Linked DNA regions of Homo sapiens: regions 2 and 3 are each linked to region 1. The links are chromatin loops, found by intact Hi-C in ENCODE. Cell type or tissue: heart left ventricle. All regions are shown on one strand.

Region 1 (2,500 bases):
CTTGGCCAGAAGACACAACTTCAGCTCCTGCCACTTGCTTTTTGCCGCAGCCATGGGTAACTGCTTGCAGTCCCCTGCAGGTGTGCTCTCACACTGCTGCGCCTTGGCACCTGCTCTTCCTCCGCTTGGAAGGCATGTGCACCTCCTTCTCTAAGCTACCTCTGACTTATTTTTCAAGACCATCTCCCAGGCGTCTTCCCTGGGCCTCTGAGCTGTGTTAGGAGCTCTTCCTCTCTGCTCCCATTTCCTTGTGCTTCTGTCTCTCCTGGCCCTCATCATCTGTATTTTAATGGCGTCTTTGCATATCTGTCTCTGTCTGTCTCCTTCTCTAGGCTGTGGGCTCCTGACAGTATGACCTAATTCATCTGTCAATCTTTGTTGTCAGGATAGGAAGAGACGACAAACTCTCCTTTAACAGAACCAAGCAGGGGTGCCTGTGCCTCCCTTTCTTCATTTGCTGGAAACGGCTCAGAAGCTTAGATCTTGTGCTCTGGCCTTCTCTAAGTCTCATTTGCCTCTTGAGGAAGGGTAGGTTGGTTTAAGGGGTCTTTCAAGTCTTGTGGTCTAAGAAACTGGGATATCAATTCTCACTCTTCCAGAGACAGACACAGGGATCCTGCGTGGGTCCAAGGACATAGATAAGAGGGGATTACTTAAATGGAAGATTCCAAGGAATTTTGAGGATTTCTTTTCTTTTCTTTTACATTTGGTGTTTGCAGAGCATCTACCAAGCGCATCCCAGAGCTACGCGTGACATAAGGTTGCACACAGCAGCTTTCTGAATTTTGTGTGATTGCTGCCTCCCCAGTCCAACTCCTGTCCCTCTCGCTGTTCGCTCCTGCCAGGATCTGCGGGACGGATGCGTTGGGCGAGGCTGGTCCCCAAATCTGTCGCTGCCACCAGTCCGCGTCCGCCGCCGAGCCGGCGGAGGTTGGCCGAGCGGGTCCTTAGCCCGGGCGCCCTCTGGCGGCCGCACGGGGAAGCTGCGGCCCGGTCGCGCCTGGCGAAGGGAAGGAGGAGGGATGGGGGAGGAGGAGGCGCGGGCAGGGGAGGGGAGGAAAAAGTTGCGCTGGGAAGTTTGGAAAGTTGGGAAGTGGCTGCTGCGGGCTTCGCCTCCCTCCGCGCGTGTGAGGGAGCGAACGAGGGAGCGAGAGAGGAGCGAGCGAGCGCCTGCCATGCCCATCAGACCCCGCCTCGCCGCGCCCGGGCGCGGAGCTAGCCCTGACTCCCTGCCGCCCGGCCCGTCCCGGCCCGGCCCGGCGCGGCCCCGGCCCCTCGCCCCCCCGCCCCCCGCGCCAGGTCCTCCCCTCCCCCGCCCCAGCGGCCCCAGCCCCCAGCCCGGCCCGGCTCCGCGCCGCTCTCCCGCCCTCCTCTCTCCCTCCCTCCCGGCCGCGGAGCAGCATGGCGGAGCCCGGGCAGCGGCCGCGCGGCCGCCCGCCGCCCCTCTGAGCCGGGCTCGGGGGCAGCCGGTCGCCCCAGAGCCGCCCCCCACCCCTGCCGCGCCTTCCGCCGCACTTGTCCCACTGCGCGCCTCCTGGAGCGCCGCGCACCCCTGGGACCCTTGCGTGCCCCGGGTGCCCAGCATAACCCCGGGACCCTTGCGCACCCCGGGTTCTCGGTTCTGCCCCAGGAACCCCGCGCGCCCCTGGACCGCGACGCAGCTCCGGGACCCCGCGCGCCCCCGGACCCCAACACGCCCTCAGCACCCGGGGGCTCGGCCAGCGAGGTTGAGCGCCCGGGGGAGGGGCCCAGCCCTAGAGGGTCTCCCTCTTCCAACAGACGGAGCCCGGCCCCAGAGAAACCCCCAGGTCCGACAGGGACAGTCAGCCACGCCCCAGAGGGCGCCCAGCATCCTGCGGCTGGAGCCCCGTGCTCCAGAGGAAACTCCGTGCCCAACTGGGGGCTCCCCGCCCCGCTGAGGGGCGCCGCCCAGGAGGGTCCCCCGCGCCCCGCGGGCCCTGGCAGGATGCACGCCGCCCTGGCGGGGCCGCTGCTCGCCGCCCTCCTCGCCACCGCTCGCGCCCGCCCGCAGCCCCCGGACGGAGGACAGTGCCGGCCGCCCGGATCGGTGAGCGAGCGCCTGCCCGGCCACTCTCCCGCCTGCCTGGGTATTCTAGTCCCGTGGGACCATGGTTTGGGTCCTGCTTCCGCACCCACCTTAGCCCGCCCGCTCCACCTCCACCCCCCGGGCGCAGCCTCGGGCGCCCTTCCTTCGCTCCTGCCTGTCCCGGCTCCAGCTCCCAGCCAGGAGCGAGAAGGGGCGCTCCCTCTCCGGTTCCTTCTCCACACGCTGCCGCTCTGGGGCTCTCCTCTTGACTTGTGGTCCTGCTTGGACGCCTCCTCTCTCTCTGCCCCTTTTTGTCTCTCCTTTCTCATATTTTTTCTGTCTTTACCCTTCTGGTCTCTCTGCCCGCTTCTGACTGTGTTTTTCTACCGTTCCTTGCCCTTCTCTTGACTTCCATCGAACCCTTTTGCTCTCCCATTCACACACTCTGCCCCC
Region 2 (2,500 bases), 260 kb after region 1:
ACAGATATGTGAATCATATAGGAGGAGATAAAAATATCAGCCTCAGTACTGGTGAATATAGATTGAAAAGGCTGCTTTGATGTATGGCCACAATCATACTTCCTAAAACTTATCCCAACACAAGTCCTTTGGGTGATGCACCCAGGTGAGCATTTGGGTCAGCAGAGCAAACATATTCCTGCAGAATCACTTCTATATGCCCACTGAACTACAATAATAGGAGCAAAGAGGGTACAAACTCTGGATAAACTCTAGAAGGCAGGCCAGACACTGCCCCAACATGCTTCCTACATGAAAGAAGGAGCAGAGCAGAACATGCCAAGCCTGCAGGCAATCCTCTCTCCCCGGTTCAGTCTTGGCTACCTTCAGATCTCACCTTTAGTACCTTCCACTGGGCAACCATCTCTGCAATCCTTCCTTCTCTACAAAACCAGGTCACTTCCTCATCACAGCCCTTCATAGGCCCCCTTTTCTTTCTTCAGGGTCCATCTCAAGTCTGCCACTACTGATTCACTGGGGGCTAATGGATGGCCATCACACTCACTTCTCATAAGCCACAGGACCTCAGGGAGGTGGCTGCTCAAGCGCCCTTTTATCCCCACCATCTGTCCCAGCGACAGGCACAAGATGGGGCTTGATCAATGCTTATATTAAGTAAATGAATGAATTTGATGATCCCTCAGTTTATTTTCTCTCTTCTGGACCAAGCACTGTCTGAGCCATTCACTTATTCCTGCCACCACCACCCCCACCCCCCCACCCATCTACGTGTGTGTGTGTGTGTGTGTGTGTGTGTGTGTCTCCTTCACTCCAGTCCACTATTCTTTCTTTACCTCTCTCCCTTCCTCGCTCCCACCCACAGATTCCTAACAGCTTTGCCAAAATTCCTCAGCCCAAAACTTTTGTGGCCACAGCGCCACCTAGAGTTCATCTATGAGATGGGCCAACCCCAGAGCCCTTGACCGCTGTCCAGCCTAGTGCGGCCCAACTCTGCCTTGGCCCCTCCACCTTATGTTCTGAGCACATCTCTGGGTCTTCACACTTCATTTTCCTGGATTCAATGTATTACCGTTTCTACAATTCCCTAAGTGCCTAGTGGAGACTTTAAAACAGAAAACTGCAGCAGGGCAGAGAGAGGGACAGATGTGGTTCAAAGTATTTCCCTCTAATGTTTGATCTACCTGTCTTTCCCTTCTTCTCTCCAGTTCTGTTTTTCTCTTCTCAACTTTAGCTAATAATTCCAATTGGTATTACAATACAGCAAATATTTCATGAGTAACAACAATATTTAAGACCCCATGCAAGGTATCAAGAGGAACTTACAGTTATGAGAGAAGGCATGTGAAAGGAAACAAGTATTTCTCTTATTCTCAGCTACTATTGCTTTTCTAAACCCACAGGCATTGTTCTGGCAGTTTGGACTGAATGCCTCAAAAACTGGTCTGGTAATTTCATCATGTGGGCAGAGGTTCATGAATAAGAAAGCACAATCCATCACTGCATGTAATGGCAAACATGTAGAAACAACCAACCTGCCCAACAGTAGAAGACTAAGTTATAGCACATCCACTTGCTTGAATAGTATGCCACTAAAATAATGCATGTAAGTGCTGTATAATAACGTGAGGACTTAGTTTTGAGCTAATTTGGGGGTAGGAAAACAGTTTACAACTTGTGTAGGAAGTATTATCTCAATTGTGTAAAATAAAAATACATGTGTGGAAAGATTATGAGAGAATAGTCTCAAATATTCTTAATGGTTGTTCTGCGGAATTCATTTTTTATTTTTCTTTATTCCCGAAAATGTAATGAGCTTGTGTTTCATTTACAATGAAAAATTAGAATAAACCTAAAAAATACTAGAATAATCTGAAAGAAAAGAAATATTTAAAAATATGAAATAAATCTGTATTAAGATGGTTCTTTCAGAGAATAAAACAGTGGTTACTACAGGTAGAGAAGGGAAGAGAGAATGGGAGACGCAGGTCAAAGCATATATAATAGCACATATGTAGGATGAACAAGTTGAGAGGCCTAAGGTACCACATGAAAACTAAAGCTAATACAATTGTATTGCATTAGTGGGGAAATGGTTCTCCAAATAGTCTATAAAGCTCATTATCAAACTGGGAAGTCTTTGGACTTTTTCTACTCTGGGGATAGAGAGTTTCGAGGTCTTCTGAGACCCACCAGATTCAAGGTCAAGAAGGAATCACAAATGTCTTCCCATTGCCCTGGGCTCAGCCAACATCTCCTCGGTACTTAGAAATGTGATTGGATCCCAGCGTTAGGGAACATATCTCAACCACTGGGCCTGCCACAGAGCATCACAGTCTACTGAGAGGAGCAAATCAAACACTGGGGACAATTGTGTGAAAGCTGTTACTGCAGGTGTGACTGCTCCTCCCCAACTCCCACCACTTTAAGATATGCCACAGCGACCACCCTGTGTGGTGGCTGTGCAATTACAGAGGAGCAGGGGCTGAGGCCATGTCTCCTC
Region 3 (2,500 bases), 260 kb after region 1:
CTGGAGAAACCAGTTTGGGTCTGCTTCTAAAACCACCATCACCACCACCACTTCCACCAACACGACCACCACCATCACCTCCATCACCATCACCATCACTGCCACCACCCCCGTCATGGCCACCACCACCAATATCACCATAATCACTGCCACCACCATCACCACCTCCATCACCATCACCACCACCACCATCACCACCACCACCACCACCACCATCACCAACACAACTCCCGCTATCACCACTGCCACCACCATCACCATCACCACCACCACCACCACCACTACCACCACCACCACCACCATCACCACCATCACCATTATCACCACCACCACCATCACTACCACCACCACCACTTCTACCACCACCACCGCCACCATCACCACCGTCACCATTATCACCACCACCACCATCACTACCACCACCACCACCACCATCACCATCACCACCATCACTACCACCACCATCACTTCCACCAACATGGCCATCACCATCACCTCCATCACCATCACCATCACCATCACTGCCACCTCCCTGCCATCGCCACTGCCCCTACCATTGCCACCGCCACCACCATCACCACCACTGCCACCACCACCATCACCACCACTAACACCATCACCACTACCACTACCACCGCTTCCCTTTCTGTTGGTGCCATGGTGAGCCCTGCTTACACCACTGTAGCTAGCTCTGCTATCCCAGGAACTCATCATTTTACAGCCAGCAGTGCTCTCAGAACACATTCCTCTTGTGCATTACTTGTTCCTGATTTTGAGTCTGGGATAACACTTCTGATACATAAGCCTTGTCCTATGTTCATCCCCACTCCAGGCCAGCTGGGAAGACAGGTACTGTATTTATCTGGTACCTTCCTCATGTGTAATGTGAGACAGGCTCTGTTTCTCAGCAAGATTCATAGGTAGAGAATTCTCCAAAAATAGGGAGATGATGCAGTTACTGGGCAACCAAAAAGAATGACAGGTGCCTACTCCTACACCTCACACAAACTCCTCAAAAGAATTGTCTACACTAGCTACCTCTGTTTCATCTCCCATTCTCTTCCCCACTGCAATCCAGCTTATACGACCCCCATCACTCTCCCAAACATGGCTTGCTAAGGTCACCAACGGCCTCCCTTTCTCTTAACCTAACAGACACCTTCTTTTTTTTTGTTAAGCAGTATTTGGTAAATGTATTTGATTGATTTAACAAAAATAAACTATGTTCCTGTTCTAAAACTGAATCTAGTGAGGGAGACTTCTGTGACAATTTACAAGGTATGAGGGAGGCAGTAAGGGAAAGCTCATATACCATGCTAGTTTTTCTCCTAAGCTCCAAGTGCCTTTTCTTATAAACCAAAGTGCTCCCATCGGTTAATGGGAATTTTTTTAACTTTTATTTTAGGTTTGGGGGTACATGTGAAGGTTTGTTACACAGGTAAACACACGTCACAGGGGTCTGTTTTTACATATTATTTCATTACCCAGGTATTAAGACCAGTACCCAATAGTGACCTTTCCTGCTCCTCTCCCTCCTTCCAGCCTCCACCATCAAGTAGACCCCAGTGTCTATCGTTTCCTTCTTTGTGTCCACGGGTTCTTATAACTTAGCTCCCACTTATAAGTGACACCATGTGGTATTTGATATTCTGTTCCTGAGTTAGTTTGCTAAGGATAATAGCCTCCAGCTCCATCCATGTTCATGCAAAATACATAATCTCATTCTTTTTTATGGCTGCATAGTATTCCATGGTGTATATGTACCATGTTTTCTTTATCTTGTGCCATTGATGGGCATTTATGTTGATTCCATATCTTTGCTATTGTGAATACTGCTGCAATGAACACTCATGTGCATGTATCTTTATGGTAGAATGATTTATATTCCTCTGGGTATATACCCAGTAATGGAATTGCTAGGTCAAATGGTAGTTCTGCTTTTAGCTCTTTGAGGAATCATCATACTGCTTTCCACAATGGTTGAACTAATTTATACTCCCACCAACAGTGTATAAGTGTTCCCTTTTCTCCACAATCTCCCCAGTATCTGTTGTTTTTTTTTTTTACTTTAAATAGTAATAGCCATTCTGACTGGTGTGAGATGGTATCTCATTGTAGTTTTGATTTGCTTTTCTCTAATGATCAGTGATATTGTACTTTTTTTCATATGCTTGTTGGTCACATGTATGTCTTCTTTTGAAAAGTGTCTGTTCATGTCTTTTGCCCACTTTTTAATGGGTTTTTTTTTCTCTTGAAAATTTGTTTAAGTTCCTTATAGATGCTGGATATTAGACCTTGGTCAGATGCATAGTTTGCAAATGTTTTCTCCCATTCTGTAAGTAGTCTGTTTACTCTGTTGATAGTTTCCTTTTGCTGTGCAGGAGGTCTTAAGTTTAATTAGATCCCACTTGTCAATTTTTGCTTTAGTTGTGATTGCTTTTGATGTCTTTGTCATAAAATCTTTGCCTGCTCCTATGTCCAGGATGGTATTGCCTAAGTT

Evidence for each region. Peaks named below come from ENCODE experiments on the same cell type or tissue, not always from the same donor. Only the 100,000 strongest peaks of a DNase experiment are listed, where the experiment ranks them.
Region 2: it touches region 1 in a loop (7-fold over the local background); 27 of 110 quality-filtered maps call a loop at or near these places.
Region 3: a loop joins it to region 1, with 5 times the contacts of the local background. A loop is called at or near these places in 29 of 110 quality-filtered maps.

What each region holds. Positions count from the first base shown.
Region 1 is chr1:47,996,256-47,998,755 of GRCh38, reverse strand. It overlaps TRABD2B (TraB domain containing 2B), which reads left to right and starts at 1,371. Exons shown (of 7, transcript NM_001194986.2): 1 at 1,371-2,068. The coding sequence starts at 1,967. RefSeq lists an enhancer at 830-879. In heart left ventricle, CTCF peaks have their summits at 756 and 960 (motif pointing left); DNase peaks (open chromatin) are centred at 995 and 1,837; H3K4me3 peaks cover 1,803 bases; H3K27ac peaks cover 1,074 bases; H3K27me3 peaks cover 893 bases.
Region 2 is chr1:47,737,201-47,739,700 of GRCh38, reverse strand. No RefSeq gene overlaps it. Among named protein-coding and RNA genes, the nearest start is that of LINC01738, 50 kb to the right of the region's middle. In heart left ventricle, a CTCF peak has its summit at 940 (motif pointing left); a DNase peak (open chromatin) is centred at 970; H3K27me3 peaks cover 1,597 bases.
Region 3 is chr1:47,741,155-47,743,654 of GRCh38, reverse strand. No RefSeq gene overlaps it. Among named protein-coding and RNA genes, the nearest start is that of LINC01738, 54 kb to the right of the region's middle. In heart left ventricle, no CTCF peak of the experiment used is centred here; no DNase peak of the experiment used is centred here.